Regions from separate parts of the Homo sapiens genome. Here regions 1 and 2 are each linked to region 3. The links are chromatin contacts, found by Hi-C or POLR2A ChIA-PET in ENCODE. All regions are on one chromosome and are shown on one strand. The core of a region is the stretch at or near the end of the contact, and the rest is flanking DNA. Distances in the headings are between cores, read along the strand shown.

Evidence for each region. Hi-C counts contacts between places; a loop is a spot of excess contacts on that map. ChIA-PET counts read pairs that join two places held with the same protein, here RNA polymerase II (POLR2A). Pooled maps may share reads with other maps.
Region 1: a pooled map shows a loop between it and region 3 (2.6-fold over the local background). The contact joins the promoter of UBE2R2 here to the enhancer-like site in region 3. A Hi-C loop is called at or near these places in 2 of 50 pooled maps. POLR2A ChIA-PET finds 5 or more read pairs at or near these places in 3 of 52 experiments (GM12878, H1 and IMR-90).
Region 2: a map of endothelial cell of hepatic sinusoid shows a loop between it and region 3 (3-fold over the local background). The contact joins the promoter of PRSS3 here to the enhancer-like site in region 3. A Hi-C loop is called at or near these places in 1 of 168 maps with a recorded cell type or tissue (endothelial cell of hepatic sinusoid). POLR2A ChIA-PET finds 5 or more read pairs at or near these places in 1 of 52 experiments (activated naive CD4-positive, alpha-beta T cell).

What each region holds. Positions count from the first base shown.
Region 1 is chr9:33,815,353-33,818,762 of GRCh38, reverse strand. UBE2R2 (ubiquitin conjugating enzyme E2 R2) reads right to left here and starts at 1,603. Exons shown (of 5, transcript NM_017811.4): 1 at 829-1,603. The coding sequence starts at 1,005. It overlaps UBE2R2-AS1 (UBE2R2 antisense RNA 1), which reads left to right. Exons shown (of 5, transcript NR_170204.1): 1 at 1-136. RefSeq lists silencers at 984-1,153, 1,224-1,433, 1,614-1,713 and an enhancer at 2,004-2,093.
Region 2 is chr9:33,793,713-33,796,998 of GRCh38, reverse strand. It overlaps PRSS3 (serine protease 3), which reads right to left and starts at 1,438. Exons shown (of 5, transcript NM_002771.4): 1 at 1,386-1,438; 2 at 197-356. The coding sequence starts at 1,425. The region is part of intron 3 of UBE2R2-AS1 (UBE2R2 antisense RNA 1); the gene reads left to right. RefSeq lists an enhancer at 389-889.
Region 3 is chr9:34,096,700-34,099,893 of GRCh38, reverse strand. It overlaps DCAF12 (DDB1 and CUL4 associated factor 12), which reads left to right. Exons shown (of 9, transcript NM_015397.4): 5 at 1,377-1,570; 6 at 3,113-3,178. Among named protein-coding and RNA genes, the nearest start is that of DCAF12, 28 kb to the left of the region's middle. Within about 2 kb of position 1,898, at least 2 of the 41 ENCODE cell types and tissues checked have a DNase peak (open chromatin) inside an H3K27ac peak, as active enhancers do; they include GM12878, where a contact is called at or near this core.

The DNA.
Region 1 (3,410 bases), core at 354-2,853, 280 kb after region 3:
TGAAAGTAGGAAGCTATCAGTCTCCCTACATGACTCGTTCCACCCTTTGTGGATACTTCTACCTGTAGAAAAAAAGGTTGGCAAACTTGGTGGCATGGTGAGGACAAAGGGCATTTTGAAAGAACCAGTGACTGAGGTAAGCAGAGAATGTGAACGGAAAGAGGGTTAAAGTTCCCCCAAATGGATAATGACAAGACGACGCGGGCACCCTTTTTTTTTTTTTTTTTTTTTTTACCACCCCTAGGGTCCCATTCTTCACCACCACCCATTGGAATGCAAAGTTGGCACTACCACTACCCAAGATGCCCAACAAATCCTCAAAATGTCAGGGCACTCGGCAGCTTCTGAAATGACAAGCTGGTGCCCCTCCCCCACCCCACCCCCACCCCCACCCCCCAAAAAAGAAAAGTCCAATCCAGTCGGTGCAGGTCACCCTGCCCTCTGGGGCAGTTCCAGCCTGCGCAGGGAGGGGTTCCGACCGGAGAACGAAAAAGCACAGATAGACCACCGCTCTTTCCACCCACCCTCAGCGGGGGAAACAAAGGCGGCCTCCTCCGCCCGTAGACACTACCCTAACCAGAGAGGCTCTCCGATTTCCCGGTGCAGCCTGCCCTCCCGCCCCCGCCCGAGCCCCCGCCCCCATGACAAAGAAAAGGCACTCGGCGAGCAAGGCCTTCCTGCCTCCAGGGATGGGGGAGGGGGCTGCACGGGTGAGAAGCCCCCTCCACTCGCCCGTGCTCATACTCCTGGTCCCAGGAACTGCAGAAAGCGGCGGGGAGCCGGAGGCCTCGGCCGCGGAAGCAGGGTCCGGGAGGAGGGTGAGGGTACCTTGAAGTAGCCGCCTTCGTAGAGGGTGTTGGGGGGTCCGAAGATGGCCACCTCCCAGTTGTAGAGGTCGGACTCGTCCACCAGGGTGATCCGGAAGCCCTCCACCGGTTCCTCCTGCAGGGATTTCAGCTCGAGCATCAGGGCCTTCTGCGAGCTGGTCATCTGCTGCTGGGCCATCGCGGCGGCGGCGGCGGCGGCGGCGCCGGGCCCGGGCCCCAGTCCTCACGCACCGGCCGGGCCGGACCAGGCCCCTCCCCTCCGCTCGCCCTCCGGCCGGGCAGCACCGGGCCCCGGTCTTCACACACCCGGCGGGCCAGACCAGGCCCCACACGGCCCGTGGGCCCGCCCGGGGTCCTCCTCACACACGACGCAGGCCGGGCCGGGCCCTTCTCCTCACACTCGGGCCGGGCGAGAGGAGAGGTCGAGGGAGTTAGGAGAATTCGCTACGGGTCCCGGTCCCGGGCCTCCCCCCCCCGGAGGGGGCCTCAACTTGGGGGGGGGGAGAGGAGGTGGAAGCGGAGGAAGGCGGCGGAGGGCCGGCGATGGTGAAGGGAGGGGGCCGGGCCGGCCCGGGAACGCCGCGCTCGCTCGCCCTCTCGTTCTCTTCGGGGGCCGCAGGGGCCGGAGGGCGCGCGGGGCAGGAGAGGGTGGGGGGAGAGCGGCGTGCGGGGGTCTCGCGGCGGTGGCGGCGGGGGCTGCGCGGGGGGAGGGGCGACGGCGGAGGAGGAGGAGAGCGAGAGCGCCTCGCGCCGCGGGAGCAACGGAGCCGAGAAGCAGGGAGGGAGGGAGGGAGGGAGAGAGGGAGGAGGGGCGCACGCCGGGTGCTGGGCGGCTCTCAGCGGCTGGCGGCCCGACGCGCGTGCGCGTGCCCCTCCCTCCCCTCCCCCCACCGTGCCTGGCTCTCCTCCACTACCACCTCCTCCTCCTCCCGTTTCCACGCCTCCTCTCGGTCTCCCGCGCGGTCGCGGCGCTTTGTGACGCTGGCGCGTGTCCCCCGCCCATAAAGATCCCAGAAGCAGCGGGGACCAAGGGCGGGCGCAGGGATTGCCGTGGCCCCAGAGTGACGGTTGTGCGGCTGGACGCCGCAGTTCCAAAGGCGTGCCCGGGAAGGGAACCCAGGTCTCCCGGCTCTCGGGGCCCTCCCCACTGTGGATCCAGGGGCCTCCGCAGCCATCCTGGGACGGGCCTGGTCGCTGCAGGCCCCTCCCCGTGACACCCAGTCTGCGGTCCCTCCACTTAGTAGCTACTTGATTAGGATGTGCTGACAATGTGGGTCTTTTCGGTGGGAACAGACCTTCCCGCAGGCCAGCCCACAGGCAAGTGTGCCCTTTGGCACGTTACTCACCCTGGGTGCGGCAGTTCCACGTGAGAAACGGGGTGAGACAAAAAGGTCAGCTTCTGCTTCCCTTCTTAACTACAAAGAGGAAGTTGTGAGGAAAAAGACAATAACAAACTGGGTCTCTAGCCCTTCTCATTGTGATTTGGGGCAAGTGCTCAGGCTGCCCTTCGCCTTCGCCATTTGTAAAATAAACTACTGTGGTTGAACTTAGGGGTCAAAGTTCCCTATAGGTGCTTGTGGCTTGAATGTCCACCCTGGAACTGAGGGACTTTCGAGATAATCATAACCGAAGTGAGATGTGGGGACAGTCTTTGGTCCCCCCGTGGTTCAGAATACAGTACTCCTTTCTCCTAGGAAGGCATGTCCTAGGATAACTGCCTAAAAAACATTTCCTAGAAAAGCCAGAATATTGTGAGAGTTCTACACACACAGTTTCGGAACTAGACAGATCTTGGTTCCAACCCTAGTTCCATTACTTCTCCCTGTATCATCAGTTTTTTGTTTTTTGGTTTTGTTTTGTTTGAGACAGGGTCTTGCTCTGTCACCCAGGCTGTAGCACAGTGGCGCGATCATGGCCCACTGCAACCTCCGCCTCCCAGGTTCAAGCGATTCTCCCACCTCAGCCTCCCAAGTAGCTAGGACTACAGGTGCATGCCTCCACACCCGGCTGTTTAATCAGCTTCTGTAAAAGGGGATTAATTATACCCAACACAAGCAATTGTAATGATTAAATGTATGTACAGCATTTAGCGTAGTGACTGGCACATGGTTAATGATTCATAGAAACTTGAAAGAAAAAAACTTTAAGGCATAGCTGTATTCTGGATACCACCACTACCCACCCCTTTTATTGAGACAGGGTCTTACTCTGTTGCCCAGGCTGGAGTACAGTAGAGTGATTATAGCTCACTCTAGCAGTAACCTCCTGGGCTTAAGCCATCCTCTAACCTCAGTCTCCCAAGTAGCAGGACCACAGGTGTGCACAGCCATGCCCAGCTAATTTTTGTATTTTTAGTAGAGACGGGATTTCACCATGTTGGCGAGGCTGGTCTCCAACCCTTGACCTCAGGTGATCCGTCCACCTCAGCCTCCCAAAGTGCTGGGATTACTGGCGTGAGCCACTGTGCCCAGCCAAGGACAGTTTTAGATTTATAGAAAAATTGAAAAGATAGTCAAGTTCCCCTACACCTGGCGCCCAGTTCCCCCTTTTATTAACATATTACATTAGTAGAGTACATGTATT
Region 2 (3,286 bases), core at 189-2,688, 300 kb after region 3:
CTGCCTGCTTTTATGACCACAACCCTTGCTGTTTCATGGATTGGCCTTGCTCTGGAGAGTCAGCTGCTGTCAACAAGTTTTCTTTTCCACCACCTCTCCCATCCGTCTTACCCAACCTCAGTACTTCCCTGGGCTGAAGCCAAGCTCTCCCAGGCAGCCTGGCTGGGAGCTTTGCAGTCAGGGGCCCCACACTTACGTCTTGTAGCAGTGAGCTGCTGATACCACCCACTGTTCGCTGATGAGGGAGCCACCGCAGAAGTGGGAGCCAGAATTCAGGGACACCTGGTAGGGGAGAGAATTCTCCTCACAGGTGTAGCCCCCAACAATCTTGTCATCATCGTCAAAGGGGACAGCAACTGGAGTGGAAATAGGAAGGGAGAAGGCAAGTCAGTAGCATGTTAGGGGTGGTGCTCCCAGCCTGCGGTTGCTTCCTGCCAATTAGAAATCCTTAACAAGCCCAGTGAGGCCAGGCAAGGGAGGGAGCGCTGCCACCCCTGGTGAGCATCACTGGATGTGGCTCCCAAGTCTCTGTGTCTGCAGGGCACGTAGCTAGGTACCCTGCAGGGGCTCAGATCTCTCCTGGGGACACCAGGCTGAGGATGCAAGGAATGTCCTCAAAATGCTTCCAGTGGGGTAGCAGTTGGTATGTTGTTGTCTCACCCACTGAGTGCTTCTCTCTTTTATTCATCACCTGTGTACTTGCCCTGGCTATTTGAGCCCTGGATTGTCAGGATACTTTGGCTAAGCTAGGAAAACCCCCTGTCTGGGTAGACCTGGCCATGACTAGCTTCCCCCATAGCTCAGATCTGTGCAGTGAGGGCAGAGTTGAGGGCAGCCCCAGGCTCACTTTGGCATAACAAAGGTAGACTTTGTTATTGGCCAATAGAAGAGCAATTCTTAACTTTGGCGGCATGCCTGGAAACGTTAAAAATCACCTGGGAAGCTTAAAAGCCCAGTACACAGGCTGCACCCCAGACAAATGAAGTTAGAACTTCTAGAGTTGAATCTCTGGCATGAGTAATTTTTGAACCTCCCCAGGTGCATTCGAGGTTAAGAGCAGCTATAGTGGTGCTATACTGGTGCTCTTGGAGCCAAGCCTGAAGCCTGCCACTTCATTTCATGGGCCAGCCCCACCTGGTCTCCCTTCCCAGCTTCTCCAACCACAGCTCGGATATGGATGAATGACAGTGGTGGGAGTGAAATGAGGGAAAAGGTGAAACAGGTGAGGCTTAAAGAGAGCCCAAGGAGGATGGGAAGGAGATATGTCAGATGGAGGAAATAGAATATCAGAGCGCAGTCAAAAGAGGAGAGGTGGCAAGAATGGCAGGGCATGTGTCTGCCAGGAAAGGGGGTGGGTGGGGCCTGAGGCAGGTCATGAAACTCGCCAGCAGCTCCCACAAAGGCAAGGATCAGGAATGGATTCATGGTGGTAGAGTGTGCCTGACTGGTGGTGGAAGGCCTGTCCTTATACCCTTCCAAGAATCAGGAGAGGAGGTGTCTGTGAGGTGAGGGTCACAGTTCTTCCCAGCACAAACACACCTGCAGCTTTCCCCTTGCCAGGGTCTTGCATCAGCTCGGCTACGTTTGGCCACTCTGTGGGTTTGTGATTCACAGGTGATAAGGAAACTTGCCTTCTGAGAGCAGAGAGGGAGACTGGCTATTTCCTGGAAGGATGCTGGGATGGGGAAGACAGGGGAAACCAATCCCCGGATCACACAGCTGGGCTTTCGTAGGCCGAGGAGATGAGGGTTAGAAGGAGGGAGAATGGCCTGGGTGTCTAGGAGTCCTTTTAACTATTGGGGATGTATTTAATAATGTACTTAAGGAAGGGCAAGCATTGGTAACAAGCTTGGCTTTTCAGTTTCCTGGAGCCCCCACGAGAGGAGGAAAGTCTTATCTAAGGCTCATTTTTGTGAATATGAATATGCTTCTTTGCAGTCACTGTGCACAAAGGTCAAATCCAAGACTTTGGGTATCCAGAATTCCAACACTAAGGGGTAAGGAGAAGGGAGACTTAGCATTCCATAGGATTCTGGGCTTCCAGATGGCTCTCCTTCCTACCAAGGCTTAAAAGGATGGGAAGTGTTTCAAAGAAGGAGGGGACACAGGTTAGGTAGGAGCTTACTCAGTGCATCTGGAGGATGGAAAACCAATGGCGCACTCCTCCCCTTCTTCAATGTGAAGCCACTTGTCTCTCTCATGTGCATCCTGTCATAGGTTCTTTTTATGCAGCCTCACGGTTGTCCTGGCAACCTGCACTTAGGGTGATGCAAACTGACTCACCTGCTCAGGGCTGACAGCCTGAACCAGAATGACATGCCCCTGATCAGATGTCAGAGTTTGGACCATGGTAAATCTGGGTTACCATCTGATCTGAGAATCAGCAGTAGGTAGAGATTTTAGCACATGGTAAATGGGTCACATATTGGGATCAATAAGAAGATGTGGAGGGGTGGGTCTAGAATTTTCTATTTTAGATGCAGTGAGATTATGCTGGGCTTAGTATCAAGTGAATCTTCCCAGAGAATATCCTGATTTGGGCCCTACCAAGGCTACTAAGACACAGTTGTGTAATTGACTGAGGCACAACCTGGCCAGAGTAGTGTGGAGATGGAGATGCTGTCTGTGATCAAGTCTAATGATGTAAGGAAAGGAGGAGCTTCCTTATGAGGGTGCTTTCCCTTCTCAGCAACTCTGAGCTCAGGTTGGTGATGGGCAGGAGTGAGCAGAGTTCAAGTTTAAATTCTTTGAAAAGTAAAAGAAGCAGAGATGTTCTGGAGATGGTGAACAAAATGAGAAAAGCTCAGAAACTTCGTGTTGAGATCGGACATGGCCAGGGGGCTAGAGGGAGGAAGCAAATGGAAACCAGAGGGAATTGGAAAAAATGCGAATGTGGGGCCCGTGGAGTTGAGAGGACACACAGAGTACCTTCAGGTTCAGCTCCTGGCATGGCCAACGAGCCAGCTTCCCCAAAGCCAGGAGATCCACTGCTCAGAGACCCGCTCTCCACCCCACATCCCCTCTAATCACTGATGGGCTCATACCTAACACTGCTGTACTTAGATGGTGCATGGTGCCTGACAGCTTTACAAGAGTTTTCACATAAGCAACAGTGGTACATTGCTTTTCAGTTATGCTGAGTTTCACAGTTTGACTTCCCACAAACATGCTAATTGTGATTTGTGCAGAGCAAAATTATTTCCATTTATAGAGGAAGAGACTGAGATTCAGAAGGATTCTGTCTTGCCCAAGAATACAGATCTTGGCAGAGCTCACCATAAGGCCA
Region 3 (3,194 bases), core at 649-3,148:
TTGGCCAGGTGCACTGGCTTATGCCTGTAATCCCAGCACTTTGGGAGGTTGAGGCGGGTGGATCATGAGGTCAGGAGTTCGACACCAGCCTGGCCAACATGGTGAAACGCCGTCTCTACTAAAAATACAAAAATTAGCCGGGCATGGTGACGTGTGCCTGTAGTCCCAACTGCTCGGGAGGCTGAGGCAGGAGAATCGCTTGAACCCGGGAGGTGGTGGTTGCAGTGAGCCGAGATCATGCCATTGCACTCCAGCCTGGGTAACACAGAGAGACTTCATCTCCAAAAAAAGGGAAAAAAAAGAAAAATAAAAAAGAAAATTAGCTTTATCAAAATGTATAAAATTCTCGTTAAAGAATTTCGAGTAAGGCGCGGTGGCTCATGCCTGTAATCCCAGAACGTTGAGAGGCTGAGGCAGGTGGATCACTTGAGGTCAGGAGTTCGAGGCCAGCCTGGCCAATATGGTGAAACCCAATCTCTACTAAAAATACAAAAATTAACTGGGCGTGGTGGCACGCGCCTGTAGTCCCAGCTACAGGCTGGGGCAGGAGAATCGCTTGAACCTGGGAGGCGGAGGTTGCAGTGAGCCAAGATTGCGCCATTGCACTCCAGCCTAGGCATCACAGCAAGACTCCATCTCAAAAATAAAAATAAAAAGAATTAGCAGGGCATGGTAGCATGCGCCTGTGATCTCAGCTACTTGGGAGGCTGAGGCAGGAGAATCGCTAGAACCCAGGAGGCCGAGGTTGCAGTGAGCCAAGATCGTGCCACTGCACTCCAGCCTGGGTGATAGAGCGAGACTCTGTCTCAAAAAAAAAAAAAGCAGACCAGGTGTGGTGGCTCACACCTGTAATCCTAGCACTTTGGGAGGCCAAGGCAGGCTGATCGCTGGAACTCAGGAGTTCAAGACCAGCTTGGGCAACATGGTAAAACCCCGTCTCTACTAAAAATACAAAAAAAATAGCCAGGCATGGAGCAGGCACCTGTAATCCCAGCTACTTGGGAGGGTGAGGCACGGGAATCGCTTGAACCCAGGAGATGGAGGTTGCAGTGAGCTGAGATCGCACCACTGCACTCCAGCCTGGGTGACAAAGCGAGACTCTGTCTCAAAAAAAAATAATAATAATAAATAAATTTCAACAACCATGTCAAACTTAAAAGTTATATTTTAATGCCTAGACCTTAGGTGAATAATTCTCTTAGTGTAGCTATTAAAATGCCTACTGCTCTGTGTTTAGGGTGGGCCATCTGGCCAAGCTTCAGCACATATGAGGATGATGCACAAACAGCTAGACTATGAAAGCCCTCTTTGGCGTCTGTGGGATTTCCCATAGAGGGGTGGGTACATCTGACATCTGTGTTCTCCTGGCCCTGCAGGCTCACGTGATGGTTCTATGGGACTCTGGGAGGTGACAGATGATGTTTTGACCAAAAGTGATGCGAGACACAATGTGTCACGGGTCCCTGTGTATGCACACATCACTCACAAGGCCTTAAAGGACATCCCCAAAGAAGACACAAACCCTGACAACTGCAAGGTTCGGGCTCTGGCCTTCAACAACAAGAACAAGGTATGAACTTGTGTAGGGATCCCTGACGTGTATTCCTCTTGCTTATGTCTTGGGATATGCACTCCTTTTTCCTTCCCCATCAGTGCTTGCTACATAGCATGGTTCTGAGCCCACAGAACACCTCTTAAAGGCTGAGTGATGCTGGTGAGAAATTATAACTGAGGCTCTGAAACCCACCCCTTCAATTGGTGTCTGCAGTATTTCTCTGAGTAGTCTATATTTGTGGGTCAGCCTCACAGAATTCCCCTAGGGCCACCCTGATTTGACTGTCTGTCATTTGCACATGCCTTTGCAGGTGCTGTATTCTGGGCATGATTTTCATACTTGCTTCTGAAAACAATCACTTTTTTTCTCTTTGGTATTCATTCCTTTTTTTTTTTTTTTCTTTTTGAGACTGTGTTTTGCTCCTGTCACCTAGGCAGGAGTGCAATGGCACGATCTCAGCTCAAAGCAACCTCCACCTTCCAGGTTCAAGCAATTCTTCTGCCTCAGATTCTCAAGTAGCTGGGACTACAGGCATGCACCGCTACACATGGCTAATTTTGTATTTTTTAGTAGAGACGGGGTTTCACCATGTTGGCCAGGCTGGTCTTGAACTCCTGACCTCAGTTGATCCACTCTCCTTGGCCTCCCAAAGTTCTGGGATTACAGGCGTGAGCCACCATGCCTGGCCAGTATTCTTTACTGCCTACTTTCCCTTCACATTTCCACTAAGTCTTACCTTATTGAGTCAGATCTGATGCTGAGGTTTTAATAAAGCAGAGTGTCACCCAGGCGCAGTGACTCACGCCTGTAATCCCTGCACTTTCGGAGGCCGAGGCAGGCAGATCACAAGGTCAGGAGTTTGAGACTAGCCTGGGCCAACATGGTAAAACCCCATGTTTACTGAAAATACAAAAAAATTAGCCAGGCATGGTGGCATATGCCTGTATTCCCAGCTACTCAGGAGGCTGAGGCAGGAAAACTATAGGAGGTGGAGGTTGGCAGTGAGCCGAAATTGCGCCACAGCACTCCAGCCTGGGTGACAGAGCAAGACTCCATCTCAAAAAAAAAAAAAAAAAAAAAAAGCAGTGTCAGAATATACACCCAGAGCCAGAGAAAGGCTTCTCCAGAATCTGAATCAGGCCACAGTTTGAAGGGTAGTTCCCTCAACCTCCTATCCCATCTGTATTTATGGCCTAAGGGTAGATTAATCTCTCCTAAATTAGAGTCTTCACTTATAGAAATTCTCACACTAGATTATGAAACTGTCCTTCACATATGTGCCCTGCTTTAACTCTCCAACAGGACGTTGAGGGAGTGATAGCATAGTGAGGAGTTTTTCAACCATGGGTGCCTGTGTTATTGCTGGCAGCCTCAATTTAATATGCCATTCAGCTAGGTTCTGTAGGGTGAAGTAATGGTCTAATAATTACTGGCACCTCTGCTGGAATCATCACGAGACAGGAATAAAGGACCCTGACCTTAGAATCCTCGCCTGCTTATTATCGTACATTAGTTGCTATAGATGATAATATAACCTGGTTTTCATTGCTCTTGTAGGAACTGGGAGCAGTGTCTCTGGATGGCTACTTTCATCTCTGGAAGGCTGAAAATACACTATCTAAGGTGTGATGAACATGAT